2 separate regions of the Homo sapiens genome follow, and region 2 is linked to region 1. The links are chromatin loops, found by intact Hi-C in ENCODE. Cell type or tissue: Caco-2. All regions are shown on one strand. Each heading gives the region's core, and the rest is flanking DNA. Links, peaks and the distances in the headings are about the cores only. Region 1 overlaps LOC102724877. Region 2 has its middle 69 kb from the start of LINC02038.

The links. A loop is a pair of places that touch in the nucleus more often than their neighbours do. Peaks named below come from ENCODE experiments on the same cell type or tissue, not always from the same donor. Only the 100,000 strongest peaks of a DNase experiment are listed, where the experiment ranks them.
Region 2: a loop joins it to region 1, with 9 times the contacts of the local background. A loop is called at or near these places in 4 of 110 quality-filtered maps.

What each region holds. Positions count from the first base shown.
Region 1 is chr3:194,116,211-194,132,539 of GRCh38, forward strand. It overlaps LOC102724877, which reads left to right. Exons shown (of 6, transcript XR_002959666.2): 6 at 6,613-7,264. Among named protein-coding and RNA genes, the nearest start is that of HES1, 12 kb to the right of the region's middle. In Caco-2, for the core only: no CTCF peak of the experiment used is centred there; DNase peaks (open chromatin) are centred at 5,471, 5,771, 7,661 and 8,201.
Region 2 is chr3:193,905,037-193,921,365 of GRCh38, forward strand. No RefSeq gene overlaps it. Among named protein-coding and RNA genes, the nearest start is that of LINC02038, 69 kb to the left of the region's middle. In Caco-2, for the core only: no CTCF peak of the experiment used is centred there; DNase peaks (open chromatin) are centred at 6,075 and 10,225; H3K4me3 peaks cover 2,054 bases.

The DNA of each region.
Region 1 (16,329 bases), core at 3,123-11,122:
GATTTTCCTTCATAAGACCCATTTCGAGGGCTAAAGTGACACCTGAAAAAGTATGATTCATGCAAATAGGCATTCTCCAGTTTATCTTTTAAAATGGTGGGCCGGGTGTGATGGCTCACGCCTGTAATCCCAGCACTTTGGGAGGCCAAGGCGGGCGGATCACGAGGTCAGGAGATCGAGACCATCCTGGCCAACATGGTGAAACCCCATCTCTACCAAAAATAAAAAAAATTAGCTGGGCATTGTGGTGGGCGCCCATAGTCCTAGCTACTCAGGAAGCTGAGGCAGGAGAATGGAGTGAACGCGGGAGGCGGAGGTTGCAGTGAGTTGAGATCACACCCCTGCACTCCAGCCTGGGTGACAGATCGAGACTCCATCTCAAAAAAAATAAACAAATAAATAAATAATAAAATGGTGAATGGTACGGACTTTGCCTTATTCATCCTGCAGGGTAATGCACACAATAGGTGCTCAATAAATACATTGAATGAATAAATGAGTGAATGAATGCATAAAGGCAAACCTTGCCTCCAAGAAGGAGAATTAGTAAAATGGAATCAGAAGGAAGGAAAACTTTTCCATGAGTTTATTTTACCCATCTCCCAGGATACCAGCATCCTCTCTAACCCTCTCCAGCTCCTGTGAATGACTCAAGGTTGTGTGTTCCCTCTCCAGCTATGATCCCTCTGTCTAGTGATCTTCATGCACTGTCAGGAGGCCAGGTGCGACTCCAGGAGCTCAGGCTCCCGACATCTTGTTACAGCAGTCATACGAAGGAAGTGGGCGACGTGCGTGTCCCCCACCACCCTCGCACTAACTGCTAGGGCCAAGAGGAATATTTTCATCCAGTCTTTCTCCCCCTTTCTTTCTTCTTTTAAGCTTCTTCCAGTGATAAAAGCTGGAGCAAATTGAAATTGGCAGCTCTGTGGTCTTCAAGCAACAGGAAAAGTACTAGAGATCATGTGAACGACACTTTTGAAAACCCTTTAAAAAAATCTAATCTTGCCTCAATAAAAACGACATCATGTCACTGTAATCGGCAGAGGAAAGGCTTGGAAGTTGCTGGCAGTGGCCCAGCAGAGTTCAGGGGTTATGTTGGCTGTGGTGATTTCCCACGGGAAAGGTAGACGAAGAGTACTGCCTCTCAGGTGAGCTTCTAGGCCTGTCAGGTGCGAGGCGGAGTGGGGAGGAATAAGGTCCCCCCGCCATGCTGAAGTCTCCCTGTAATCTCCGGCACTGCTGTAACAGACTCAGAGGCAGGCTCCTCCACCCTCCTCTCCCACCTGCCTTTCTTCCTGATGGAGCTTTTGGCTGTGCTCCTCCCTCTGGTTGGCTGACTTTAAGGGAGAGATGAGACAAGAGCTAACCTGGGAAGTCTCAATGAGGACAAATCTCCTGGTGAGGGCACAGATCTAGAGCCAAGGAGGGTGGCACTAAATGCTCCAATTGCACTCAAGTGTGGAGTCCTTGCAAATTCACCCCTGTGTGGTGTGAGCCAAGGACAACAATCAAATGGCAGGTTGACCACGCTGTAGCTGGCCATTCTGCAACGGGGGCTGCTTTAGCCCTGGGAAGTGCAGTGCTGGGAGCTGGTTTTCACAGCGTTGCAGCTTACCTTCCATGGGTAGTTCCTATCTACTACTAGCCAGTAATCCATTAGCATGGATGGGTATATAAGGGATAGGCAAGAATGGCCACTGCAGGGTTTGAGGGACAGGGGCCACAGATGGAAGAGTTACTTTTCAGGATTTACCCTTTTGTACGGGTTGACATTTTTAAACATATTTTGAAGTTCAATCATTCAATAGATAAGGAGACAAATCCATCAGCAGCAAATGAGCCTTCAGATGATGCCTGCCTCTCCTGCATCCCTCATCTCCCTTCTCAGACTGGGGGACACAGGCCCCTTCAGGGATACAGACTGGCCCAACAGGGAGAAATCTGAAATTTCACTTTTACTTGAAGGGCGGAGGGAGAGGCAAAGACATCTTTTTTTTTTTTTTTTTTTTTTTGAGATGGAATCTCACTCTGTCGCCCAGGCTGGAGTGCAATGGCCTGATCTCGGCTCACTGCAACCTTCTCCTGGGGTTCAAATGATTCTCCTGCCTCAGCCTCCTGAGTAGCTGGGATTGCAGGTGCCCGCCACCACGCCCAGCTAATTTTTGTATTTTTAGTAGAGATGGGGTTTCACCATGTTGGTCAGGCTGGTCTCGTACCTCTGACCTTGTGATCTGCCCACCTCAGCCTCCCAAAGTGCTGGGATTACAGACGTGAGCCACCGTGCCTGGCGGAGACATAATTTTTATATAAAAAGAAATACGGGTGCGATAGCTCACGCCTATAATCCCAGCACTTTGGGAGGTGGAGGTGGGCAGATCACTTGAGGTCAGGAGTTCAAGACCAGCCTGGCCAACATGGTGAAACCCCATCTGTACTAAAAATACAAAAATTAGCCAGCGTGGTGGCACGCACCTGTAGTCCCAGCTGCTCAGGAGGCTAAGGCAGGAGAATCACTTGAATCTGGGAGGTGGAGGTTGCAGTGAGCCAAGAAGGCACCACTGCACTCCAGCCTGGATGACAGAGTGAGACCCTGTCTCAAAAAAAAAAAAAAAACAACATGAATCCATGTGGAGTACAATGCAACATGTACTTGCATGAGTAAGAGGAAACATAATACAGTGTCTCATTCTTAGCATATGCCGTATACCAACAAGCCAACCACTGAGCCCGTGATGTACTCAGTGCTGGTTCTTGTGTTTAAGGGCCTCTGAGGCTGCAGCGGCATTTGAGGTTGTACCTTCCTCCAGGGGCTGCACACGTGAAGCAGAGCCTAGTTGCTGTCCATGACCTAGACAGCAGGTGTTCAGAGGGCTAGTGGGTGTTGGGGTGGTGGTTGCCTGGAAGGGCGGGAAGGATCTTGATTGGCTGAGGACACTGAGGGCTGGGAGACTGTACGAGCAAATGTTGGTAGTGGCTTGGCCTTGGTAGAGGGTTGGTCCTGGGACAGAGACAAGTATGAGGTGCAGCATAGAGACAACAAAAGTGGATCCAGATTACAGAAGGCTCCCATGGGGGAGTCACACGGTTTACATCCATGTGGCCAGCGAGTGCTGCCCAAACTTGCTGTGTTAGTTCTACCCCCACAATACGTCCAAAATCCAACTACCTCTTTCCTACCATTCTGTTCCAAGCCAGCTTCACTTCCTACCTGGATTAAGGTTACAGTTTACCTCTATCCTTGCCTACACAGAGCAGCCAAACTGATCCTTTACAAAGATGAAGCATGTCAGCCAGGCACGGTGGCTCACACCTGTAATCCCAGCACTTTGGGAGACTGGGATGGGCAGATTATGAGGTCAGGAAATTGAGACCATCCTGGCTAACATGATGAAGCCCCGTCTCTACTAAAATACAAAAAATTAACCAGGCGTGGTGGCACATGCCTGTAGTCCCAGCTACTCGGGAGGCTGAGGCAGGAGAATCGCTTGAACCGGGGAAGCAGAGGTTGCAGTGAGCCGAGATTGTGCCACTGCACTCCAACCTGGGCAACAGAGCAAGACTCCATCTCAAAAATAAATGAATGAATAAATAAATATAAATAAAACAATGGAGCATGTCATGTAACTGCTTTGCTCAAAACTTTGCAATGGCTCCCGCCTCCCCGAGAGCAACAGCTAGATCCTTAGAATGCCCTCCTTCTCACCAGCCTGCATCATCGGGCCCCATCACTCTCACTCTCAGCTCCATCTCCCTCCTCTTCCCCTTGCTCACTTTGCCCCAGTCACTCTGGCCTCCTGGCTGTTCCTAGAGCAGGTGGTCCTGCCTCAGAGCCTCTGCACCTGCTGTTCCCTCACTCTAGAAAGCTTCCCCCAGCAAGCTCAAAGTCAAAGTCATCTCTCTAAGGCCTTTCCTGAGCATGCAATTTAAACCTGCACCCTCCCGGCACTCCCCTTCCCCTTTCCCCACTTAATCTCCCTCTAGAGTACCAATTACCTTTTAAAATAGCATTCAACCGATTTATTTATTTTGCTTATCTGTCTCATCTAAAATGTAGGCTCCAAAAGCATACGGATTTTTTTTTTCTGCTTTCTCAGAATGTAATGTCAGGCAAACTCTTCCTCTGGAAGAGTTCCCATTAATAAGTGTTGAAGAAATGAGGGAAATTTGAAAAAATTCCCATTAGATCACCACAATAATAGTTGCTACAGGCAAGATCCTTTGATGGATTCTAAATTTAGTAGACAGAAGTATAAGCAGAAATAGACCATTTGCATAGTCTTGAAGTACTCTCCTCCACCCCCTACAAAAATATTTAGGAAATACAAAGGGAAAATTGTAACTTTACAGTGAACCATCCTTGCAGAAACCACTTCAACAAAGTGATCACGGTTAACATCAGCCATGAGATAAAGTGGCATCATGGAACCCCTGACATGACGCCTGGAAAGGGCACATTCTCTCTGTGATGTCCTTCCAATAATGCAGCTCCTCGACACAATCCTGAGAAGACACCAAACAAACACAAATGGAGGAGCAGGCTACAAAATAACTAACTAGTCCCCTAAACCGTCAGCAAGTGCAGGAGAGTAAGGACACGTGACTTCTAAATGCACTGTGGAATCCCAGATGGAATCCTACAACAGAAAAAAAGACTTGACTAGGAAAAAATGGTAAAATCCAAATCAAGTCTGCCATTTATAGTATTGTACCAAGATGATTCTCTTAATTTTGATGACTATTCCACGGTTGTGTAAGACTGACATAAGGGGAAGCGGGTTAGAGGGTATAAGAGAGTTCACTCTACTATTTTTGCAACTTCTCTGTAGATCTAAAATTACCTCAAAGCAAAACATTTTGAAAAAAAATCATCAGAGGTAACTGCAAATTTGTCAATCTTCTTTCACAGAACTTTATACTTCTCAGCAGAGAGGAGGGAAAATCAGTCTAGGAGATATCATTATTAAACTTGGAATTTGGAAGAAGGGTCTGCCAGTTAGTTGCTCAAGTAACAAACCTGGTGTCCTTTCCTTTTTTTTTTTTTTTTTTTAAAAAAAAAAGGTCTCACTCTGTCGCCCAGGCTGGAGTGCAGTGGCACAATCACAGCTCACTGCAGCCTTGACCTCCTAAGAACAAGTGATCCTCCCACCTCAGCCTCTCGGGACCACAGCTGAGCACCACCAGCTGGGACCACAGCTGGGCACCACCACACCCTGCTAATTCTTCATTTTTTTTGTAGAGATGGAGTTTCCCTATGTTGTCCAGGCTGCTCTCAAACTCCTGGGCTCAAGCCATCCTCCCGCCGTGGCCTCCCAAAGTGCTGGGACCACAGGCACGAGCCACCACAACCCACTCAGTGTCGTCTCTGGACCCCTCTTTCTCCATCATGGTCCAATCCAGTCACCAAGACTTGTCGGTTCTCTTAATCTCTTGAATCCCTCCTGCTCTCCTGCTCTCCAGCCCCACCAGCACCTCGGAGGCCGGCCTTTCTCTTCTCATCTGGGTTACTTCTGGAGCCTCCTCTGGAATAAGGGGAAAATAGTGAAACTCTAGAGAAGGGCGCTCTTTGCAGACCTGGAAAGGTTCTTCCTTGCAAATGAACGGCATGGAGTTACCTCAAAACCAGGGAGAGGGAAAACCAATGTACGTGACATGGAAACCAGGGTAAAAAAACTGCCTCAAACCTACCAACAAGTGAAAGGAAAAATCTACAAAACTCAAAAGCCCGTCTTGGTCATTCTACACAATCTTTATTCTGTGAGAGAAAGCAGTGGCCCCCACTCAGGATATCAAAGACTGAGGTCCCACGTTATCTCCAGGTTTTACTCAAAGAACTCTGCATATTTGGGTATTATTTTTATCTCTCCCTTTCGTTTATTGTCTCAGGGTAAACACTTGTGATTCATAAATGCCTTAAGAGTGAATCAGTATTCTCCTGTTCAAACCAATAGAGGCCACATCAAACAATAACCTACAAGGTATTATTAATCATTAAATAGGCATATATATGAGCACTCAGGCAAGGGAGCCATTTTTCTTCTCTTGTTTGTTTGTTTGAAGGAAATTAACAAAGTACAAACCTTGATTTTGACCTATTCAGAAAAAAAGCATTTTTTTAACCATTAAAAACTTAGTTAAATTCAAGGCTAAAAGGGCAAATATTTCACGTGGGAAAGTGCTCCTTCGTTCAGGAGACTTCCTTCAGCCATTAAACTATGGTCTGGACTTCAAACTGTAGTAGTTACTTTTTCCATAAGCACACACCATCAAAAAATGAACATTCTCAACCATGGCTGGTAGAAGCAAGAGTCCATTGTAGAATTTCTATGCCGCGGCCACACCTGGGTGCAAACTGACAGGTGGGCAAGCCCAGAGCACATCTGCTCTACGGAAGAAGAAGAAACCAAGTCATGTCAAATACACTGTAAGCACAGGCGTCACGGGACCTCCCTCTCCTTCTCCCTGCCCCTATACACACTAAGGGAGGTCCTCTAGCCTCAAAAATGGGGGTTCCTCCCTCTAAGGATGGTAGATCAATGGTATCACCCCTCACAGATATGGAGGTGCTAAAACATGAATGATTTTTCAATAATATTTCTTCTCCCTGTCCCTCAGGAAGCATCTCTGCTCACACCACGACTGAATGGACACGTGAATCTAGCACATACAGTCGGAGGCCCGCAGAACCGGGATGGTCATGTATCCCAGCCTATGCCAGTTGTCCCAGCATCAGTGTTACTAGCATTATCTTCCACTCTCAAAAGTGTTCCAGTTTGAACCCTAAATGATATGGTCACCTCCACAGAACTGGAGCAGGGAGGGTCTTGGGTGTTCATCTTTCCCACCAATCTTATCTCCTACAAGTGAGATGGGTGTCCAGGGAGGATCTGCCCAGGTTTATGCTTTTGATTTCCCCCTCCCTCTGCAGCCCTTCCCATGCCCTCCTGTCTCCGTGAGGGAGGGAGGACCACCCGCGCATCCTGCACGCCAGGCCCATATTGACGCCTGATGCTTTTGCCTCCATTCAGATCTCGTCTTTCTGTGAACCTGAGGCTCATTTCAATTTTTCAAGGCAGGACCACAACAAGCTCTGCATCTGCCTGCACACAAAGCCGAAATCACAGTGCTTGGGTGGTGGGGACCCTTTTCCCTGAAAAAGAAGAAGTCAGATCATTTCTTAAGGTCTCTCCCAGCCTTAGAACCTGTGATTCATAAGAAACTGGCTGAAGCTTTTGGTTTGTCAATATACTCATGAACCAATTTACCAGAGTGGTTGCCATCCATTTCTTTGAAAAAATTAGCACCTTGTGAATTTTCATTAGATGAATGAGAGTACCTATCTTACATATCAGAGATGTTTATTATATAGTAATAATAAAGGTAGCTAAGAACTTACATTGTATTTACAAAATGCCAGGCACTGTACTAAGCACATTACATATATTGGTCCTTATAACAATCCTATAAGGTAGGTACAATGAATACCTCCCCATTGAACAGGTAGGTAAATCAAGGTACAGAATTGTTATGTCACGCAGCTAGAATGCAAGCAAGTGGAACATGAACTCAGGCAGTCTGGCTCCGGAGTTGGCCTTTTCACCACCCTGCTATCCAGTTTCTCCAAATATCTATGTAAATATATGTTCAGCATTCCTAACCGAAATAATCAGCAGGCCAGTCAAATCTCAGCTGTAAAACACTTGAAGTTCACAGAGCAAGTCACTATTTACATCTAGGAGGGCATTTCACCTCCGCTTTATAGACCCCTTTACCGATATCACTCAGCATTGTAAAACAACAGGTGTGTTGAGGTGCTCTGTCAAAACAGGTGTTTCTGTGTGCTGTGTTTACACTTATTTAACCCAGGGTGTCTGGGCACAATTGCTATTTATTTCTTAGTTATACGGAATCTTCCACAGGGAGCTCGTATGAAAAGAGGTGTGAGGTGGGAAAAGAGGTGAGCAGCGGCCCTACCTCAGGACCTTTGGCTGGGCTTGTACACTACCCCGGCGACTGCTCACTGGACTCACCTGTCCCAGGCATCCTCCACACTTTCTTTTCCAGTCTTCCAGAAGGACCAGTGATCTGCCTACTGGCCTTTTTTCCCCTTCCATCTGCTTCCCAGCAGTGGAACCTGCCTGCTTAAATCTTACTTATTAACTATACATAGATATGGCAGACTGCGATTACAGTAGAATTGTTTGGGAGCTCAGTATCTTGCCTCTTCCCACGTACCTTACCCTGGGAATTGCTTTGTACTTGCATATTGCCATGTGGTGGTGTGTCTTTAATAACCATCAATAAAGATAGGCCTGGGAAAACACAGACAGCCACAGACTCCTCTAAATTCACCTGACTGCACAGAACAGAGCTGTCTGGAGAGGTATCCCGGCTACCCAGAGGTGGTCACCAGGAGTGGTCAAAGTAAACCCACCCCCTTTGATTCAGCAGCCAGAGAGAATTTAGAAGAATAGGCTCACCCTCTGAGGGTTCCTTGAATCCAATAAAACCTGTTCTTAAGTCTGAGTTCATTTATGGATTTATTCTCCAAATATTTGAGAGTGACGGTTCTGTGAAAAGTATTCGCCTAATACCACGAGGTGTTTCATAGCTTCTTTATCAGAAAAGCAATAGAGATCAAGGATGTGGGAAGGAAGGGGAATTTTTTTTTTGAGACAGGGTCTAGCTCTGTCATCTAGGCTGGAGTGCAGTGGCACGATCTTGGCTCACTGCAGCCTTCACCTCCCAGGTTCAAGTGATCCTCCCACCTCAGCTTCTCAAGTAGCTGGGACTACAGGCACATACCATCATGCCCAGCTAATTTTCGTATTTTTTTTGTGGAGAGATGGGATTTTGCCATGTTGCCTGGGCTGGCCTTGAAATCCTGGGCGCAAGTGATCCACCCACCTAGGCCTCCCAAAGTGCTGGGATTACAGGCGTGAGCCACCGCACCCAGCTGGGAAATTTTTATAATATAAGCCTGGGGTGTCACACTCTGCACAGATTAATAGCATTTGAATAGCAGGCAGGGATGGAAGTAATTGTCAAAATAGGTAGGTAATTTTGCCTTGCATGTAGTAGGTGCTCAAGAATATTTATCGAGTGGAATTAAGTTAAACAGACAATTAGAAATTGGATGGTCTTAGCCACTGACTATACTGTCTGTCATCAGTGCAGGTTCACTCAATACAAAGAAAATGAGCTGGGATTCTACCCCTCCATCCAGGTGACAGGTGGTGCTAGATGCCGAGTCTAGGTCTGCCCCAGGTGCCAGGGCTTTGAGGGCAGGGAAGGAGATGAATAGCCACCCATAACAAGGAGATCAAATACTTGAACTTGAGTACTGGGGTGCTTCCATGACTGTGAGAGCCTATTGAAATAAAGGTCACAGCTGGATACATGTATGATATATGCACAGCGTGGCAACCTCCTCCAGGAGCCAGCAACATGCTGGGACTTTATTAGGAGACCTCCCATCAGGTAAGGTGAGCCTGGCACACACCAGCACGCTGCAAGAGAACCCGCTCTCCCTGAGTCCTCTCAGATTTCAACCAAAGCTGGTCTGTGGAAGTCCAAGTCCGCAAAAGGACAGACTCCTTTTCCCTACTAAACATAATGTCAATACACCGAGTGAGGCTGAGGGAATCCAAAAATGAGCTCTGTCATGTAGACAGTTGCCCACAGTAGTTAAGGAACTATGGAGATTCATGCTCGGTCCTTTCTCTGAAGCTCTGAGGATTCAGTGTACTGCCTCACCCTTTGTTCTGAGCCACTGTCCCCCGACCTCCTGCCCTGGACCATCACCCCTAGACTGAGTAGCAGGGTATGGTCCCCCTAAGTCCGCAGTCCTGGTCATCATCTCCAAACAACCCACAACTTTTCCAGCCTATGGGATTACATATACATATATACACACACACACACACACACACACACATAATGTGTATATATATGTGTGTATATATATAAAATGTGTATATATACACACATATAAAAAGTGTGTGTGTGTATATATACATATATAATGTGTGTGTATATATACATATATAATGTATGTGTATATATACATACATACATATATATAAAAAAATTTTTTTTACTTTAATTTCCGGGATACATGTGCAGAACATGCAGGTTCGTTACACAGGTAGACACGTGCCATGGTGGTTTGCTGCACCTATCAACCCATTATCTAGGTTTTGAGCCTTGCATGTAGTAGGTATTTGTCCTATTGCTCTCCCTCCCCTTGCCCCCCACCCCCTGACAGGCCCCAGTGTGTGTGGTTCCCCTCCCTGCATCCATGTGTTCTCATTGTTCAACTCTCATTTATGAGTGAGAACATTCAGTGTTCGGTTTTCTGTTTCTGTGTTAGTTTGCAGAGAATGATGGTTTCCAGCTTCATCCATGTCCATGCAAAGGACATGATCTCAGCACACGTAGGTTTATTGCAGCACTATTCACAACAGCAAAGACTTGGAACCAACCCACGGCCCATCAACGATAGACTGGATAAAGAGAATGTGGCACATACACACCATGGTAGCCTACGGGATTGTATGTTACACCTATGGCAATACAAACAGCATGGCACGAACAACTAACTAGTAAAAAGCGATGCAGCTTCCAGAATTCCACACGGGCCCTCATTCTCAAACCTGGTCTTCTTTTCTGAGATCTTCCCAGAAAGCCTTTCTGCACTAAATGCTGAACTAGGCAGCTCGACCCTCCGTGCAGGGACGCCTGGGATCCTACTTCTCTGTGTCATTTCCGGAATCTGCTCAGTCATCCTTTTGCTAAGTGGGACTCCTTTCCCTCATGTCTCTCCCTTCTGATTTTCCTCCACAAGAAAAGGAACTTCCCTCATTTCCTCTTCCCGCAAAGATGCACCTGTCCTCCGGATTACTGACATTCTTTACCAGATTGACAGACATCTCTTTTGTCCTCTCTGTTCCAATTTCTGGAAATCTGATTCTTGTCCATGGCTCTCCTTAAGAAAGAAAAGTCAGTTCTCTCCTGGCCTGTAAGTTCCTTTCTCCACCCTTTCTCTCTAGAGGTACTATTTTCCAGAATTCCTGTCTATCCCATATCCGGAGTCCCCAACAGCCCACAGCCCAGCCAAATGTCTCCTGCATTGACCACATAAATCCAATCTCTCCCTTCCTGGGATGCCCATCAGAGCCCTTCCAGCCTAGACAATCTAGAACAAATGGCTGTGTATGAGGACCAAATGCTATGGTGGACGCGAAAGTGCCTCGTCAACTGTCAAGTAATACCATGTGGGTGACAGGTACCTTAGGAACCTCCCACTCTGTAGAAGAGACCAGAAGGGCCCAGTCATGCTAGAGCCCATCAGTCTTTTTTTTTTTTTTTTGAGACAGAGTCTCACTATGTTGTCCAGGCTGGAGTGCAGTGGTGCAATATCTCGGCTCACTGCAACCTCTGCCTCCTGGGTTCAAGTGATTCTCATGCCTCAGCCTCTGAGTAGCTGGGACTACAGGCACGTGTCACCATGCCCAGCTATTTTTTGTATTTTTGGTAGAGATGGGGTTTCACCATGTTGGCCAGGATGGTCTCAAACTCCTGGCCTTAAGTGATCCACCGGCCTCAGCCTCCCAAAGTGCCGGGATTACAGGCATGAGCAACCATACCCAGTCATATCATCTTGAGCTGCAGCTGCGGCAGCTGCCTGGACCATCTTCTCCTGTTCTCTATGCCTGACATCTAAAAGTAAAATATATATTTCATTTGCAAACATCATCTCTCAACCACTTGGAAGATCCATTATTTTTCTCACTTCTCCCTCTCCTAAGCGTGAAGCCGGCCAGCAGCACAGTGTCTTAGTGCTCCAGCCCCTTCTCTGTATTCCTACCATCATGTCTTCTCTGGTCCTGAGATAAAAGCGTAGCACCACCGGAGCATCAGTTCTGGAGCTAGAACTATTCCCTCTTCCAATCTTCCTTTCAGAGCACAAATCAGGGAAACACATTGGCAATTATAAGAAGAGAGGACATGTGGTTTGGCTTGGTTTGGTGGACTGAGAGGCAGCCTGCCTATCCTGGACAGATCCTGAAAGAGACTTCCTATGTCCTGGAGCTGAGAAATTAAGATCCCTTCTTTTTCAGAGAATATAGCGTGATGAGCAAATCTGAGAAAGGAGAATCACAGCACGGCAAACCTGGGACTGTGCTCTGTGACACTACCAAAATCACTCACCAGCAGATGGCTCAGTGTCTTAGCTATAAAATTCATGTTTGGTGGTAATGTTGGTCACTTGCTGTAGACAATATTTAAAAATGTTTTTCTCCTATAGAGAGATACAGTAAAGAGAGTTTCTAGACTGGCGGGCAGTTCTGGTTTTGCTACTCCCCCGCTGGGAGGCTGCTTGACCCTGTGCAAGTCGCTTCTTCCTGGGTTCAGTTTCCCTGTCCATGAAAGGAGTGGGCTGACTCGGTGACCTCTTAGGTACCTTCTCCCTTCTCTTCCAGCTTCCATCTTTCTATAATCTGTGAGATAATGCAAGAATGCTGATGATGATGATCGTAACGAAAAATATGTTGTGGCCGGGTGCAGTGGCTCATGCCTGTAATTCCAGCACTTTGGGAGGCCAAGGGGGGTGGGTCACCTGAGGTTGGGAGTTCGAGACCAGCCTGACCAACATGGGAAACCCCGTCTCTACTAAAAATACAAAATTAGCTGGGCATGGTGGCGCATGCCTGTAATCCCACCTACTCAGGAGGCTGAGGCAGGAGAATCGCTTGAACCCAGGAAGCAGAGGTTGCGGTGAGCCGAGACTGCACCATTGCACTCCAGCCTGGGCAACAAGAGTGAAACTCCATATCAAAGTATATATATATGTATATGTTGTATGGCCGGGTGTGGTGGCTTAGGCCGGGTGCAGTGACTCATGCCTGTAATTCCAGCGCTTTGGGAGGCCGAGGTGGACAGATCACTTCAGGTCAGGAGTTTGAGACCAGCCTGGCCAACATGGTGAAATCCCATTTCTACTAAAATCACAAAAATTAGCCAGGTGTGGTGGTGCATGCCTGTAGTCCCAGCTACTTGGGAGGCAGAGATGAGATAATCGCTTGAACCCGGGAAGCAGAGGCTGCAGTGAGCCTAGATTATGCCATTGCACTCCAGCCTGGATGACACAGTGAGACTCTGTTTCAAAAAAAGAAAAAAGAAAATATGTTGATTCATCCCAAATCACTTTCAGGTCCTAAGTTTTACCAAATGGTTTTTCTGGATAGCTCAGTTTTTCTGTTTTTGATTTTTGGAGAAATTTGGTCTGACGTTACCATTTGGGCAGCTTATCAGCAAGGCAAACACATGCATGCCCTGAGTTTAAAGGGGATGGGCTTCACCCCACATTCCAGAGGCTTCCTGAGGTCCCTGGGCCTGCCCCCATATGCCCCAGCCCCAGCATGGCTCTGACCCTTTCATGCACAAGGGTACAAGTTAGCATCCCTGTGATCCCTCAGGGATACCCTCCTTCATCCCTGGCCTTGCAGGCTCGCCTCACTGAAGCTCTGCTCAGAGGTTAGGAGGTTAGCTGGGAGCACATTTAGAGCCTGCCCACCGCCGCTGCTGTGGCTGGGCCAAACGTGTGATTTAAGCCATTCCAGGATGCCCCGCCCCCACCCTACTGGGAAAGGCTTTCTTGGCAACCATCCTCTTTCAGAGCCATTAGAAAAGTGCACATTCCCTTGGTTTCACTGGCTCCAAGCGAGTGTTGGGGGGTGGGGGGAGTATTACAGGCTGCCGTTAGCCAATGTTGAAAGCTTCTGTTTTCCACCCCCACCTCCAGTTTGCAGTGCAAGGTCCTAGCTTGGCCAGGAATCAACCAGGCATTTTGTTCAGAAGTAGCAACTCATTTTTATCAAAGATGGAATGCAGTTGCAGTTGTTTCTAATGCCTCTGCATGACAACCAGGGCTCTTGCTCCAAGCACTCCCGACTCCTCTTTTCCCCGCAGACACTTTGCTTTCTCACCTATCCCTTTCTACATCCAAAAATTGGATGCAGAGCTGCTCAAGTGCCTCAGAATTCAGGAGTCAAAAGTTGTAGCAATTCAAAGTAGCTTTATTGTGTCTATTTTAAATGCAGGCTTTGGTGATCACAACTCTATAAACCCAACCGAAAATTACCCAAGGACCACAGCAGTTGGTGTGGTGAAAACAGCTCCCAGCTGGCTTCTGCCCACCCTACACCCCCCACACACCCCCAGCCTTATGCTGCTGTGGGCAGCTGAGCAAGTCCCTTCCCTCCCTGGGGCTTAGAGTACCCACTAGTAAGCAGAGACTCCAGATCAGCTTTCCTTAACCTTTTTTGATTGCAAAGAGCTTTGCGATTCTGCTGAAAGCTGTGGACCCTCTTCTCAGGAGAAAGAAAACGTGATGCATCCATTTATGCATTTGGAAAATATTTATTAAGCTCCTGTTAAATATGCACATACAGACACACGTTGAAATTCCATTTCAGGGGCTTTATAGGTAAAAAAAAAAAAATCCTGGTTATGAATTCTGCGATCAGCACATACAGACTGCTATCTAGAAAGACTATGATACTGATTCTAGTAGAGGGTTCTCAAGCTACCAGTCAGCACATGCCAGAGAACGGGGGCAGCAAGGTGGTCATTACAAAGGTGACCTCTAGTTGCCCCCCCCTTCCCAGCACCCCCACCTGGCACGCGCCCCAGCAAACATGCATGCACAGCCGGCCTGGAATGTGCTGTTTCTGGGCACTGGGACTGCTGGAAGCTGGCTGCAGCCCTGGAGAGATGACAAACATGTCTTTTCTATCCTGGGCTTTATTTTTCTCACGGTCCCTGAAAGGGCTGTGATCAGGTGATATGTGTGGGACTGCTCCCTGTACAGGTGCAGAGCAGGTACCGAGGGGAGGAGAAAATCCACCGTGTGTGTACTTACTCAAAGCTCGTTCAATAGCCCTCCCAGGATAGCTCTTGGCAGGGCAGCTACCACGTCTCTGGCAGGCTGGAGGGAATCTGAGTGTGAGAAAGTCAGTCATGCGGAGGAAAAGGGAAAAAAAAAAGCTTCAAGTCCTCAGGCAAAATACCTTTTTTCTTCTTCTCTTGCTCTCTCCTTTCTGTAGCTTTAAACCAAACCCACAAACCACTCTGATACCTAGGGGACAAAGGGGAGTTTCACTAGAGATGCAGTTATTTGTTTTATGGTTTGAAAGCAAACAGGTGATGCGGTAAGACAGAGAAGTCGCCCTTCCGGGGCGGGGGTGGGGGGACGCTGTGGGTGGAGACAAGTGCGGGAGCCCCTGGTTGTATGTATTGGGCATGACACGGTGAGAACGATTCAGAACGATGCTGGTGTCACAGGGGGATCAAAGAAGTGACCTCCACTGATGAACTGGGCTCCATTTTCTCTTTGCTTTGGGAGTCGGGGGAAAAGGATGACTGAAAAATAAAGGCTGTTTCTATCTATCTAAGAGCATTCTTCCAGATGCAGATGCTTCTTCCTGAGTTTAGGAGCTTACTGTCCCATTTGAGAAGGGGTGGGGAGAGGACAACGTTGGTCCTATTTTCACTGCCTAGCATAAGGAAACTGAAAAGTCATCTGTGAGCCCATCTGCAAGAAACTCTTCTTGAATGGTTAGAGTGGAAAGCCAGAGAGTTCCTGGAATTTATTTTTATTTATTATTTATTTATTTTTGGTCCAGACACAAATTCATAATTTTTTTTGTTACTTGAGCCTCTGTCCCCCTATCTAAAAACGTGTGTGTGAAAGTTACTTGCCCATTCCACCAGTCCAAGCACTCCCAAAGTGGCAATAAACGAGTTGCTGATTAACTATTTGACCCACGAGGCTGCTTTAGCCCCTTCAGTGAGACCCTAACTTGACCATATTCCATTCCCCATGCACCTTCAGGGCACCAAATAAGAGTGGGGAACAGAATCAGATGAAAAAGTCTCTTAGAATGGGCAGGGAGTGGCATAACCCAGTAGTTAATGAGGGCCGACCAGCAGACAGCAGTCAATGTCATGGCAGAGCCTGGCAGAGCCTAGCAGAGCAGGCACTGGTTCTGAAAGATTTGGGGGGAACCTGGAAAGGGTTAACATGCTTCCCCGGGAAGGGTTTAGTTCCTCAGAAGAATCTGGGTCAGTGTATTTGGGAAGTTTTTAAAAAGTCAGACGCTCAGTAGAAGCATTTTAAGAAGCTTGCAAAGCTTATTGGGGCCATGGCAGAAAGGAGGGTAACTTCATAGGCTCATCACCTTTCACCAAGAGGATTTTCACCACACAGGAAAACCCTACGTTTTCCAAAAGCAACAGACAATTTTCTGTCATCACCACTTTTCCATC
Region 2 (16,329 bases), core at 5,598-13,597, 210 kb before region 1:
CTCTTCAGAAAAGGGATGGAGGTTGCTACAATAGCAAGAGAAGCAGGAGGAAGCCATCTGGGGCTGTGGGTCCTCCCCATCCCAGGCACACATTTTGAAGCTGCAGCCAGGGAACATGTACTGCATGGGGCTAAAATATCCTGAAACCACCGCTAGCCCCAGATTCAGACAGCCAGATTTTGTCTGGGTGCCATATGTCTGGCATCTTAGAGATTTCATTTCCATTAAAAACATAAGCATCGGCCAAGCACAGTGGCTCATGCCTGTAATTCCAGCACTTTGGGAGGCTGAGGCAGGCAGATCACGAGGTCAGGAATTCGAGACCAGCCTGACCAATATGGTGAAACCCCGTCTCTACTAAAAATACAAAAATTAGCCAGGGATGGTGGCACGCACCTACGATCCCAGCTACTCAGGAGACTGAGGCAGGAGAATCGCTTGCACTCGGGAGGTGGAGGTTGCAGTGAGCGGAGATCACACCACTGCACTCCAGCCTGGGTGACAGGGGAAGACTCCGTCTCAAAAAACTAACAAACAAACAAAAAAAGCATAATCATCACAATAAGGGGAAAGCTGAATTTATTTGTTCATTCAATGCTTATTAAAGGATTTACTTGTGATTTATTGATTTTTAAAAATAGAAAAGTAAAAGAGAACAACAAAACAATAGATCACATATTCTCCAGGCAACTTATGGCCTGATGCCAGCATGAGGCCTGGCTTCAATAGGATAGTCGTGATACGTTGAAAGGTACATTTCAGTTCAGAAATCAATGAGAGAATCTGATACAATTTGAACAGATGAATAATGTGAGCAAAAGACATTCCCCGGCACTTAAAAAACATTGTTTTGGAAGATCATCCAGACTTGCAATTTAATACCAGATGTTGGCGTCTGGAGAGAGCCTGGTTTGACAGTTTGGCAGGAAATATGAAGAAAACACAAATGGCAATTCAAAAAACAAAAAATAAAAGTTATAGCAAGGATTGCTGCAATGACCCAGTTAAGCAGTCCTGGAATGTCAGAAAGCCAGAGTTTATCACCCGTAAAGCTCAGGTCATGGAAAGGGCAGCTTGGGCCCTGGAAGGTTCCGGAAGGGTATCTGAGGGTGAGGAAAGGGAAAGTTCTTTGGTGAGCTCCCTGAGGCCGTCAGTGGTGGAGGGAAGCAGGCCAGAGGGTACGGCTGGTTTCTGTGATGTGGCTGCAGGGGCGAGAGGGAATGTCTCTCCCAACCTACTATTACGGCAGCTGCGGTTGGGCCCATCCTGACAGCTGGGCACTGGCAGAGAACACAGGAAGCTGGTTGACCCCAGCCATCAGCACAAGCGGGAAGAGACAGCGGTTCTCCCAAACCCTGAGTCCAGGACACACCACTGCAAACTCCCAGGAGCCTAACTGTCCGGGTTTATATTGTACCTTCCTGCTCGTGGCTAGAAATTCACGTTACATTTTTTTTCAAGATATAATTTACATGCAGTGAAATACTTAGATCTTAAGTGTTTGTTCAGATTTGGCAAGTGAATACACTCATCTGCCCCGTACCTTGATCAAGACACAGAACATTGCTCTCACTCCAGCAATTTCCCTCACGCCTCTTCCCAGTCAACTCCGCTTTGTATACACACAACGTAAAGCAACCACTGATCTGAATTCTGTCACCACAGGTTACATTTGCTATTGCAGAACTCTATAGAAGTGGAATCATACAGTGTGTCCTCTTAGGAGTCTGGCCTCCTTAATTCAGCATGTTGTTAAGATTCATGCATGTTGTTGCATGTATCAGTAGTAGTTCATTCCTCTTTTTTTTCTTCCTGAGTAGCATTTCATTGTATATCACAATTTGTTGTTTATTCATTCACCTATTGTTGGACATCTGAGATGTATCCAGCAGTTAGCTATCATGAACAATCTTGCTATAAACCTTCCTGTATACGTCATTGTGTGGACATATGATTTCATCCCTGTAGGGTAAATACCTAGGGGTGGAATTGCTGGGACATAAGGTAGTCACATGTCAAATTTGTAAAGAAACTGATGAACAGGTTTCCAAGGTAGTTGTTCCAAGTTCATATTTAAAGTATGACTATCCAGGTGGTCTCTGTGCTTCAGGCATGTGAATAACTGCACTGCTATGAAGTGCAGGTGGAGATGGTATAGCACAGTAATGAGTACATGTGCCTGGGGTTTGCGACATCTCAGTCACATTTCTGCTCAAGGGTCTTGGTTTCCTTATCTGCCAAGTGACTCAGTTGAACAGACAATGTCTAAGGGTATTTCTCTTTCTACTATGAGATGAGTCTTTCATTCCTTCACTTACTAGGAAAGCAAAACAAAAATATGTTAGTGATTATTTTCTTTAAAAGTTAATGCCTGCTTTGTAACCTGTTGTTAGATTTGTCATCTAACAATTTCAAGCCCTGTGTCAGATATAATACTTGCAGCTGCGCATAGCAGAAAACCCAAACTGGTTTAACCAATAAAGGGGAACTATTAGCTCATGTAACTGAAACAAGTCCAGAGGTAAGGCCAGGGCATAGACATAAAGTGACCAGGATTCCTGCTCCATGTCTCCATGGTTCTCTTGGCTTTGCTTTCCTCTTTTTGATGGCTTTGTCCTTAGTTTGGAAACAAGATGGCAGCAGTTCCAGCCCTCACTTCTGTGCACAACAGAAGAAGAGAAACTATACTTTCCAGTGGTTCTTTCTTACAAATGAAGAAACTTCTTTCTCGAAAGGTTTTAAAAAACATCCCCTCATGTCTCATTGGCTGGCATTGGATTGCACGTCCTTTCCCAACCAATCTCTGTATGCAGAATAGTGCCATGATCAAATTAGCATAAGCCTGGATTCCCGGGCCAGTCAGTGATCCATTATATTCCCTGACCCTACTACTGTAGTTGGGATGAGGCCAGTTTCTCCTAAAGCATATGACTATGTAGAGACAGAATAAGTGCCTCCTCTTCAAAAAAAGTGTGTGTGTATGGTAGATATTTGGCAAGCAACTAGTGTCCACATAGAGCCCTTCTTCACAGGTATAGACATTTACCACATGGCCCTTACCAGAGGGCTAACAAGGGATCATCCAGAAGAAGACTCAGAATCAAAGGCAATTTGGTAAGTGTGGCAGGTTAAATATGATCACAAATACTTTTCAGCTCTTCCCATCAAATGGTGGAGTCTATTGTCTTATCCTTAGAATCTAAACTGACTTTGTTTTGACCAACAGAATGTGTCAGAAGCAGTAGTGTGTGTATTCCACAGCCTAGGATTTAGGAAGGTCTAAAGGTCTTCCCCTGCTCTCTTACAATATTCCCGCCACCATATGAGGAAACCTGGGCTAGATGACCTAAAGATATAGGATCACATAGAGAGGGAAGTTCAGCTGACAGCCAGCTCAGCTCTAAGGCACCAGGTATGTAGTTGAGCCCTCTTAGATCCTTCAATCCAAGTCAAGCTGTCAAATGACTGCAGCCACATGAGAGACCCAAGGCAAGACCAGCAGAAGAACCACCAAGCTGAGCTCAGCCAACCAATGGAATTATGAGAAATAATAAATCATTGTTATTTAAGCCACTAAGTTTGGGGTAGTTTATTACATAGTAATAGGTGAGTAAGTCAGGAAGGGCATTTAAAACTCTTCTAGTCTCTCCAGTGGGTGTGGTCTACTGAGCCTATCAGATACACTCACTACTTACTGAGATACAAGGCAGCTCATTCCATTTTTAGAGCACTCTACCAGAATGCCTTCCTACTATAAAAGCAGATTCAGCCTCTCTTGTGCTTCTTTCAGCCCCTCTTGTGCTTCTTTCAGCCCTGGGGTCTTTCAGCCCACTCACTGGGGTCATAGAGAACAAGTCCAACCCCTCAACCACATAGAAGCACATCAGCTAACTGCAGTCACTCATCTCACCATGAGAGATCATCCTTTCCCAAAGGGTTCTCGACCCTTTTCTATTGCTGATGGAATGGAGAATGGTGAACCTAGAGGGCCAGACCAGTTAGGGGGCCATCACAATTACCAGATGATGCCATGAGGGTATCCTGAAACCCTGGGTCCATGGCTGTAACTTGCCCCTGGCAGGGCCTACGCTGACTTGTGGGAGCACCAGTTAACCTGCCAATATAAAGTCGGCTTTGATTAAAGGGGAATGAGGCAAGCAAGAGGGCAGGGCAGGCACCCACTGGCTGCTGCAGGGAGGTCCATGTGGAGGAGAAGGACGGGCCCAGCAGACAGGCACTGCCTGAGATTTCTGTACCCTGCAGGAGCTGGGGCAGGAGGCAGGGTAAGAGAGGCTACTTGTGGTACAATCTGTTCAGGTGGGCCTCTCCCTCCTTGCCCACCCTGCTGTCTTTGCAGGGGTTCCTGGGCCTCTACCAAGCAAGTCTTCAGTGTCCCAGCAGAGAAGGAAGCCTGGTTATCAGGGTGCCTGGGGAGTCTGTGTGTCTCCCCCAGCAGCCCTCTAGTGCCCCAGGGACTGAACCACATTTCTTTCCTCTCTTTATGCCCTGAAGCACACTTGAGCACAGGGCTTTTAGGAGGCCTCAATAAATATTTGTCACCAGAACTTTGCGCAGTCAAATAGAAACTGCACGTTGACACTCTTGGATGGGATTACTTCAAGCTACCCCTTCTCAGGCACCTTGGGTTCTCAGCAACCTCTGACAGTCAGCCTCTCACCCACTCCTCTGTGGGCCTCAGCAGCTGAAGTGGGGATTCCAGGAGTCCTTCTGCCTGGCATATAGAGGGTGGCCCTGGTGAGGACCCAGCGTGCTGTGGAGGGAGAACAGGGAAGTTGCCCTCAGGACCTGACTCCTATGGAAGACTCCTCTGCTGTCTGTGCCCTGCTTCAAGGTGGGAGAGTGGGGTGCCCTGGTGGCCCCCAGGCCAGACCAGAGGCTCGATGCTCAGGGGGCAGGCAGCCATGGTGAAGGAAAGCAAACCTTGCTATTCAGGGAGACCAGTGCCTTCCTCAGAGGATGGGAGGGCGGATATACAAGGAGGCGTCCGGGGGCAAAATAACGGTGTAAGGAAAATGGTACTGCCCTAGAAGGCAGGAGAAGACCAACTAGCCAGAAGCTATCAGAGTCCTGGAGTCCCATCCACCTTCACTCCTTCGGCCTTTTTCATAAAATCGCTATGCCCTAACTCTTCTTCATTCCCCAGTCATGTTGCCACAAGCCACTCCTCACACAGCACCCTCCTCCCCTATACCCTGAGCAGTGTGTTTTCCTGAGAGTTTATATTTTTCCCCTTTGCAAATTATTATCTCCAGACCCTTGAATCTGGAAATGAGAAAATCAATTAGCAAGGGATTACAGTCTCAGACATTTTCCCCCACCTTTTGCTTTAGAAAATATATCAAGAAATCATTGTGACTCTTTAGATGGATATTTCATAAATCTACTCAGTTGAAAACTCAATGAGTGAGATAAAGGTTAAGTCAGATCCCTCAGATCTGTGTGTGCAGAGGTATGTGGAAGCCGCCAGGGAGAAAGGCCCTGAGTGAGGTCACTGTTACCACTTTCTGCCTCAAAATGTAAAGATGCCTTTAACAGAGATAAGGTGAATAGAAAGCCAGCCTTTTGCTTGAGATGAAACTATTATTTTTAAACTGGTCCTAAAAAGTCTGACCATTTCTCAATTTTGTGGGATAAAAAAAAGAATTCAGTAAAAGTTGTGCCATCCAAATTTGATGGCAATTAAGAAGCAAAAGTATCCTCTTTCAGGGAGTGAAAATTTTTCAGACAAAGAAACTGAGTCCTGGAGTGCATAAGTGATTTATCTGAAATCAAAGACACTTATTTTCTTCACTTTTCACACCACAGACTCATGAAGCTTCTGATCAGAGAGCACTAAAACCCAATTGGCTTGTTTCAGGCAAAGGAAGTGCCAGAAAGTCAGAGGTAACTGACTAACTGCTTCCACCTTGGCCCCACCAAATGCTGCAGGGTGATAAGGGTTAAATCAGACAAGTCCCAGCTCTCAGAGCTGCGTGTACTGAGGTGCATGTGAACAACCCTCCCCAGAGAAGGGTTCCTTCTGTTATCTTGATGGCAGGAGTATTCAGTGCCCTTTGCATAACCCCCAGAGCCTTGAGTCTGACTGCAAAGTTTGCAAAGACTGTCTCCAGGCTGTAGCCATTGCAAGTGCTTTTGCAAAGATTAGGCTGTTTGATAAACAGATAAAGTTGGAACTGGAAGGGACTTTAGAGTTTGCCCAATTCAGACCTCTCAACTTTCTGTTTTTTCAAACAGAGGAGGAAGTTGCAGCTCAGAAAAGAGGCAAGAATCATCCAAGTGACACACAGTGACTTGGCAGCGTTGGAGCTGGGACGAGAACATGAGCTTGGGTCACCACCTTGCACAGCCACAGGGGAAGGGTGGCTCCTCGAAAGGTCCCCAGAGCTCTCCTTCAATCCCGGACCACATGCTTCCTCCTTCCAACTATCAGCTCCAACTATTTAGCAGTTGCTGGCTTTGCACAAGGAGAACTGGGAGTAGTCGGCATATCGTTGGTTTGCAGATGGGTCCACCAGCTCAGCAGTTGAAGACAATGCCCCCTTCAACCTTCAGGTTAAAAACATTTATTTTCTTAAGCCGCATCCGCATAAGAATCACCAGGGACTCTTGCTAAAATCCAGCTCCCTGGGCCCCATGTCAGAGTAGGAAGATGAGGGACTTCATTTTCAGAAGCTCCTCTGGTGACTTTTAGAATAAAGCAAGCCTGGAACTCTCCCTCCTTCTTTTGTCTCTTCAGCCTGGCATTCAAGACTCTTTGCTATCAGCCTGACTTCCTGCTGATCACATTTCTATGCCTCACGGAACTTTTTGGCATTTCATAAAAATTTCGTAAATTCATAATAGTGAAAGCTACCATTCGCCCTGCACCTCTAGAGTACAACACAGGCAACTCTCATTGACAGACCTCTCCCAGGCAGATGAGGATAACGGCCCCCACTTACAGTGAAGACTAAGGGATGGGAAGTTTGAATAACTCTTCTAAGGGCACAGAATCCTCACTCTCAGTCACTTCACAGCACTGTTTCCGTGAGCAAGGCCTTCATTTTTCTCACACATATCTTTGTTTATGCCATTTCCTCTGCAAAACTGTCACGCCTTCTGCCTGCCATCTCTGCTTGATAATGTCCGGCTCATTCTTTCCGGCCAGCACCACTTCCCTCTGCTTCTTTTTAGGCACTTGCCACGTTATGCCTTGTGCTGGAGGTGATCGTAGGCACTTTCTCCACTGGCTTTTTAATATTTTTTAGAGATAGGGTCTCGCTCTGTCGTCCAGGCTGGAGTGTAGTGGCTCACTACAGCCTCAACCTCCCAGGCTGAAGCAATCCTCCTGCCTCAGCCTCTCAAGTGGCTGGAACTACAGGCACACACCACTTACGTCCGGCTAATTTTTGTATTTTTTGTAGAGATGGGGTCTCACTTTGTTGCCCAGGCTGGTCTCAAACTCTTGGGCTCAAGCGATCTGCCTGCCTCCGCCTCCCAAAGTGCTGGGATTACAGGCATGAGCCACGCACCAGGCCTGCAGCCACCTTTTATCAAGCCTCCACCCTCACTCCACACAGCAGCACCAGTGATCATTTTTAAATATCTTTCAGGTCATCTCACTCCAGGTTCATCAGGTCCAATGGCTCCCCTCTCCCTATGAGCAAAATCCCTTGCCATAGCCTGCACTGGCTCTCTGGCCTCGTCTACTTGGCCTACTTCTGCCCTCCTCGCCCACCCAGCTGAGCATGCTGGCCTCCCTGCCAGTCCACCAAGATGCCACACACACTCTCCTCTTCACAGAAAGGCCTGGGCATACAAGTGACTCTCTCTGGTTTCCTTTGAGCCTCTGCTCAGACTTCCCTTTGTCACAGAGGCTTCCCATAACTTCCAATATAGGAAGGTGGCTCCTTCTTGCATGCACAAATGGGGAGTCAAGGCCCAGTGGAGGAAGTTTGTTCTTCAAGGTCACACATCAGCCAGTGGCAGTCAAGACTGACACCTGGATCTTTCAGCTTCTGCTTCAGTCCTTTTGCTGCTGGTCTCTCTGACCAGCAGATCCTAGAATCCATTCTTAATGCATGGATTTGTCCAATTTCCACCAAGCACAGGCTGTGTAATCATAAGCACAGCTTCACTTCAAAGCCTGCATTTTCTTAAACATAATGGGAAGGGGGTGGAGGGAGGCAAGAAGCAGAGATGTACTTGGCCTCCAAGGTCTTCTCTGAATCAAATAATCTTTAAGGAAGGACTGAGCTTTGACACCTGACATTCCCACCCCTACCCCACAGCAGATGCAAAATATGTGAGGGCTAAAACACATGAAATTTTATGGACCTTTTGTGAGAAAAAGAATATAAAAGGTTATAGATAAAAAATAGATATTAATATGGATATTTATTCAGAAAACTGGGAAATACCATAAACATATTAAAATTTTTTTAAAAACAGTATTTTTAGTAATTCATGTTTCATGTACACCTGTAATACTTTTTTAATCTACATTTTTTACTACTTTTTGATTGCTGCTTAATATGACAATGATTTTGCTATATTATTTTCAATAGAGATAATAGAAAGATAATTCACTCATTCTACTAGCAGGGTTGACTGGAGTTTGTTACATTATTATTGAAAGTTGGGGTCCATACAATTCTTGATTTCTCACTAGATATGCTTGTTTTTTATAGCACTCCTATACGTCTGTTTCTAGAAACACAGGAATTCTCATGATTTCTATTTTACACAATTTGCATTTAAAAAGAAGAAAAAACATAGTACATGTACATTATAAACCATGCTTTATGAAGTATAATCCTGAGAGGGGAGAACTTTCCTTCGACCAGACATCAATGAAATGAATTCATGCCTTTACAACTGTGTACACGTGATACTTAGACACTTTTTTGTACGGGTTGGTTTCTAAGTCCTTGCAAACCTTTCTTCTTCTCCATTACCCACAGACCTCCAGTGTTTAGTTTAATTCTTGACGGGCTCTCTGTCTGGTCTGTATCTCTGTGCCATGACAGCAGGTGAGTCGGCACAGTGTGGGCATGTTCCTGGAAGTCATTTCTACATCAGCAAGGCTAGAAATAATGTGATTGTACGCAGATGGACAGCAAAAGACGGCTCTACCTAAGGGAAGCTTGAGTAGGGCATGCTTTAGTTTGGACTTATGAAGTATTGCATGCTTCATATTTCATGAAGTCCAAACTAAAGCACCCCCTACTCAAGGTTCCCTTAGCTAGAGTGCACAGTTGCCCTGGGGCCACTTTCACCCCACTTGACAGCCCTTGGGTATGATGGAAGGAAAATCAGAGTAAAAATCGCATTCTTAACTAATTGTGATTAAAATATCTGATTTTTGCAAATTTTATGAAGACAAATGGCATTGAGAACACTTGGAAGCTTAAACTTCATTATCTTCATGTGAATTCACCCCTGCCCTTGAAGCAAAAAACTGCCCACTTCTCCTACCTGTGTGAGAGGAATTCAGCAAATTTAGCCAGTGAGTTAAATCAAGGAAGAAGAAGGCTCTTTGACCTCACGATAGTTTATTTTTTTCTCGGTAGAATAACCTCAATAAACTTCAGGCAAGGGCTCAGCTGTAGAATGAAACCTTGATGAGTTCAATTACAAAGGATTACACAGGGTCTTGCTTAAAATATTTTGGCCTTGTGTTTCATTCTGTGTTTAAATTACTCCACCATCATTTATAATCCTCATGACATTCTTGTAAGGCAAGTAGGTGGCAAGGATTATTTTTTATGGTGTTGAAGCTCTGGTTCAAACAAGGCCAAAGTCTGGCAAATGAAATGTAATCAGCAAGTTTTATATGAAAACAAAGGAAACCAAACATTGAAATCTTCACTATTAAAGATAACTTTATGTTATCTGCTTACCCTAAATACCATTTGATGTTTTGTATAGTTGAGGTATACAACTTAATAGCAATATTTTCAATGTATAGATAAAAACTACTTTTAGAAAAGGCAAATTTTGAAAGCAATTATATATTGTCAGCTACTTTCTTAATAGATCTCTTTTTATCTTCTCAAAAGGACTATAAAGTAAAATAGCTTGAAGATGAAAGAGTGTGATTTTCCATTTAAGGGGCAGGCCACTCTTTCTGTTGGCCAAGAGATCGTTGATATATATTTGAAGATAAATAGTTAATAAAGGTGTTTGGATTGCAACATCTGTTGCCATTCTTGGAAGCTGGGACTTAATTGCGGACTGGAGCATCAAATCTTCAGAGAGTTCGTAAGACAGAGATTGATTGGGGTCACCAGGTTACCCAGAAGTAAAATCCCAATCCTTATCTTTAAAATGCAGTGTCCAATTGATTCTCTCTGGATCATTACACACAGCACATGGAGGTAAAGCCAAGGAGAGGAATGGTCAAACATTATCCTTTTCAAGATATCTAAAAAATAAACCATAGCGGTGCTTTGATTTTGGTGAACAGTACAAAGTGGAGCGCCAGCTAAGGCTCAGAGCTAGAGGTAGCAATTTTACGTTAATTAATGCATCTCTCAAATGTACATTCAATGAAAAGAAGCACTGGTAATGCCCTGTTTTTCCACCTTAAAGCCTCAACCACAGATGCCAAGTCTGCCCAGCCAGGGCCAGCAAGGTGAAAGCTCAACTTGTAAGTCATAGTGTTCTCCTGCCATTAGCAATCTATAAAGTCAGAAAAATAAAGGAGATGTTTCTATGATTGAGATGTGATCAGCATTGACAGCCAGAGATTGCTCTTCAATTGCATCAGGAGAACCAAGTTCTGGTCAGGCAGTACCACTAAGCCACCATGTGACCTTGAACAAGTCAACCTCCCTCCTGGGCTACCATGGTTCTCTCTTTAAAATCACAGTGTAGACTAAATAATTTTTAATATTCTTCTCAGAATTTGAACTTGAAAGTCTATTGTCTTTATTTTAATTGGTAGCCTTGCTCTGTGTCTTACTTGAATACCTTTCCTGGAACTCTGGCCCTGAATTTAAGAACTTATCCCCCTCCCCAAAGACAGAGACTCAACAGAAAAGGCCTAAGCCTTGGTCATAGGTACCATGGTCCAAAAGGACAAGGGATGTGGCTCTCCAGCTGTGAGTTTACATTGGTAGTCAGTAGATTCTGAAGGAAACCAATGAACAAATTTCTAGAATCTCCCAGAGAAATGGTGACATCAACAGAAGATATAATGCTACTTTGCCCATGGGAGCTGTAAGAAAACAGACTTGTAGCTTCCTGACGAACTTTAATTTCACTGGATTTTCCTTTTTGACAGACATATGAGCAAAAAACTCAAGCTTAGAAGATAACTCCCAGGACCTAGAACATCAGGGAAGCCTGTTGTATAAAACCATTCTACTGGTATCCAGGGCAGGGTCCCCTCAGAAAGGAATGTGTGAGAAAATACCACGGCAAGTTAAGTACCATATTTTATAAGCTTAGAAAAGAAGGGAGACATTGAGGCATGTCTACTATTTGCTTTCTCTTGTTGGCACATAAAAGGTCAGCACTTAGAAGCTGAGATTTCACTGTCCAATAAATATGAAAAAATGCTCCCCTGAAAAAACCTGCCCACCTGAAGGTATCATTAATTATTCTTTCTTATTAGAACTAAACTATTTTAAATTCACCTATATGTCACAATTATCAAATCAGGTATTTAGTATCTTGTTACAAGGATCACAAAAGACAGTACTCTATATAAAATAGAAAAAAAATTAAGCTGCCTTGTAATAAAGGTTACTAAGCATATTTCTGATACAGTTGCAATGCAGGGTGTCATTCTGCCTTTTAAAATTATTGCTTTTTTTTAATTTGGAAAATATACATTTGGAATTGTTACATAATTTTGTTATTTGTTCAATGCTCACCCCAGGCTTAACAAATCATTTGGAAACAGAAGAAAGATGAAATCTATTCATAGTAAAGCTTTTTGCTCCTTTAGACACACCGCACATACACACCTGTTCAGATTCCCCCTAACCGTTCACATTTCTCTGCTCTTCTCTGATCACCTCATGATGTTGTTGCCTTAATTAGCTCCTGCACATTTTTAGAGGTTTAGGAGGGCTAAAGATTGCTTGTTCCCATTTAAAGGCCAGCATGCTTTCTGCTGCCTGGTAATCCAGTAATATATTTCTGCTGAGTTCCATTGTATCCCAAGAAAGAGGAGAGTCACACCAAGGAGACGGCTTCACTTCAGCTTCCCCTTTTCCTTTCTTCCCAGCCAGGATGCTTCTGGCTGGCCCAGAAGTAAGTTCACATATTGTGCCAGGCAGCCAGAGAACAGCTCCTTAGTGCTTGCGCTAATCCTCCTCTTTACTAAATAAGCAAGTCAAGCTTTGGGGGTAGGGATGGGAAGAAAATTATATAATTTGAGTTAATTGGTTTGGGGCTACCCAAAGCCCCAGCTGCATTGAAGGGAACTGTTTGGTCTTCAAGACCCAATTAGAGACATTCAGCTGATGTAAAATAGATTTTATTCTTTTTCTGAAAGTTATTGTCAAGAGACTCAGCCTTCATACCATACCAGAAAATATCCTTTAATCACAGGCTTCCCAAATGCATTCTGAAAACCTGTCTGGAAATAGGTATATCTAAATGCATGGAAGGAATATAAAGACATGCAAACTAACTAGTTTATTTTACAGGTTCAAGAATTCACCTTCTAGTGATAAGACAGGAACTCCTTTTCAACAACCCTTCAAGTACTATAAAATGTGTGTTAGCTAATCAAACTGTATGAACAAATGATCCAACCTCTATCTTTTTTTCTGAGAGATTGTTTGGACAGGCTTGAGAAATTCATGTTTGGCCTTCTTAGAGCTGAGACGAAACCACATGTGACTTCTGTTTGAATGATCAAAGTGTAAGGAATGGCCAGAGTGACATTAACTTGCAAAGAGCCACACTTTGAGTCTCCACTCTGAGTATTCAGAGTGAGAATCATTGCATGTTTAAAATGACTTGAGCTGTGCTGGCTTTTTGGTCCCGCAGCCTTTTCAAACGATGCTTGAAATTGTTTTTTTTCAAACCAATCTTTTCAAAAAGGCTACTCCTTTTTGTAAGGTCCATGCAACCCAGAAATAAATTAGAAGCAAGAATTGTAAAGTGCATAGGTAGTACCTATGTTTAGAGAATGGCTAACTTGGTGCAATAGTTGCTCATTTGCACTATTTCCTGAGAGAGGACCACGTGCATGGGATGGGAAAGGAAATATAATTCGGACCAAGTCCTTATCCACAAAGAACTTTCAAGCATGCAGAGGTAGGAATGAATGAGGGAATTACAGAAACAAGCACAAAGTTGAGGAAAACAAAGCAAGGTACAAATGCACATACTAGAGGGTAAGAAGAGGTAGAGAGCTAGTTAGAAATTCTGTAACCCGGGAGGCGGAGATTGCAGTGAGCCGAGATGGCACCACTGCACTCCAGCTTGGGCGACAGAGTGAGACTCCATCTCAAAAAAAAAAAAAAAGAAAAAAGAAAAAAAGAAATTCTGTGAAAAAAATGATGTTCACGATGGGTCTTGCAAGCTCAGACTAGGTCTTAAAAGCTAGAGTCGGCCAGGCACGGTGCTTCACGCCTGTAATCCTAGCACTTTGAGAGGCCGAGGCAGGCAGATCACCTGAGGTCAGGAGTTCACAGCCTGGCCAACATGGTGAAACCCCGCCTCTACTGAAAATACAAAAAATTAGCTGGGCATGGTGGTGGGTGCCTGTAATCCCAGCTACTCAGGAGGCTGAGGCAGGAGAATTGCTTGAACTCAGGAGCCGGAGGTTGCAGTGAGCCAAAATCATGCCATTGCACTCCAGCCTGGGCAACAAGAGTGAAACTCTGTCTCAAAAAAAAAAAAAAGCTGGAAGTCCCAGCAGGCAGAAACATCACTTACAGTGCTCAAGACCCCTCCTAAACATCATTTTGTTGGGAAGATTATTCTAGAGGACACAATATGAAGAAGAGGACAAAGACAGGAAGGTTTCAGAGAGACGTCTGGAAAACATTGAGCAATGCAATCGAAATGAAACCACGAGTATTTGTGGGGAACACACGGAGACTGAGTTTGAAAGACTAGATCAGGTGCAGATCCTAGGCCTTGACTGCCCAAGTGAGAAATGTGTACCTTGTTTCAAAAGCAATGGAAAGTCACCTAAAGATTTGAAGCTTAGAAATGAATGAATGGATCAGAACTCTGCTTTTAGCCAGGGTCTATGACATCAGTGGACTGTGTAGGAAAAGGAATAAGAATGAAAGCCAAGCCCAAAAGAGCTATTCCAGAGTGTGGAGAGCATGCACTACTGCAGGCAAAAACACTTTATCCAGTAGGAGACCAAGGTGTGCTGCATCCTACAAACAACCAAAGACCTGATTCTGAGATAAGCAGGATGGTATCCTGAGAAGTGACTTTTATTCATTTGACAGATATAATTGAGTGCCTGCTCTGTGGTAGGTACTGTCCTGGCACGTGGGACACATCAGTGAATGAAACAGATACAGATCCCTGCCTCGCGAAAGAAGTAATTACCTCTCACATGGTGCTCCACATCCCCTTCATAAACAGCAGAGGTGAGAGGCCAGTTTCTAAATAAGAGCTTTGACAAGTACAGCCCTTTCCTTATAGTTGTACTTTGACAAGTACAGCCCTTTCCCTATAGCTACCAAACTGGTGTGTGGATTAGGAAGTAGCAAGACCACGACATGCCTCACGATGTTAGAGGTCCTGTAGGGAGGTGAGCAAACAATGTGCATGCTGCATACAGCTAAACCAGCAGCATCAATATACAAGGGGTGACATCAGGTAGATAGGGGCTGCCCCAAAGACCAGAAGATGCCATAGTCCAGAAGCAAGTGAGATCAAGAGCCTGAGCTTATGTAAAGACATAAGGGAGGTAACTTGGCAGGAAGCAACATAGAAAAGGGAAAGCAGAGCACTGAAATATGGCATTGTTTGCAGAGCAGGAGAAGGACTCTGGCTGCAGACAGCTCGGTCCAGCCCTTGGTGCAGGTGCCACATGGAGACGGATCCATCGGGGCATTAGGACATCATGCCCTTGATATAAGCATACTCCTCGCTACCCCTTCTTGCCCTGAGACTCTGCTTTCCAGGCAAGAAGCTGCTTCCATTTAGCTTCCTTGGAGAGCTTGCCTACAAGGAAATGATGGGCTGGACATGAGTTTGTCTGTCTCCCCAAGAAAGACCAATTACACCCTCCAAATGGATGAATTGGAATGCTCCTCTACATATTAGTTGCCTGTACGACAGACTCTGTGAACAGGATCCTCCCAGGAGCTCAGCTCGACAAGGGCTGATCTTGGAACTGGCTGACTGGCTGATCTCACCAAGCACAGCTAATCCTTTTTTTTTTTTTTTTTTTTTTTTTGAGACGGAGTCTCGCTCTGTCGCCCAGGCTGGAGTGCCGTGGCGCGATCTCCGCTCACTGCAAGCTCCGCCTTCCGGGTTCACGCCATTCTCCTGCCTCAGCCTCCCGAGTAGCTGGGACTACAGGCGCCCGCCACCGCGCCCGGCTAATTTTTTGTATTTTTAGTAGAGACGGGGTTTCACCGTGGTCTCGATCTCCTGACCTCGTGATCCGCCCGCCTCGGCCTCCCAAAGTGCTGGGATTACAGGCGTGAGCCACCGCACCCGGCCCACAGCTAATACTTATAGGGAACACTATATACCAGGCCCAGTTGTGAGCACTTCATGTGTATGATTTCATGTACTCCTTACAACCATCCTATGAGGTTACCAGGATTCTGATTTTATCAATCATGTTAAGTAACCTATGCAAGATCACACTGCTAGAAGGTGGCAGAGCTGGGATTCAAGCCCAGGTTCTCCTGACTTCTGGCTACACCATTCGGGTATACAGCAGGTCTCCAGGATCCCTCTATTGCCTGCTCTCAGCACCGTGAACATCCAGTCCACATTGGGGTGAATGCGATCGAGGGTCCTTCGGGTGAATCGCCACTTCATTCCCACTATTACATCACCTTAGTAGAAGCATTTCACTGAAATCTAACACCCTGTACATGTATATAAATCACTTGATTCTTGTTGGAATCCCGAGGAAGGCAGAGTAGAGATCATCCTCTCCATCTGACAGAGAAGGACTCAGATTGGTGAAGGTGAAGCAACTTACCAGGGTTATGTGGCTGGCATGAGAGAGGCCCGCCTTTAGAAGTCATGTTCTTTAACTCCTAACCTGGAGCTCTTTCCAATGGCTCTTTAAGAACAGGCTTCTTTCTGATATTGGCACATATATATTGGCCCAGGTAGTGCCTACCAGAGCACCGGGCATGTAGCTCCAGGTGACTC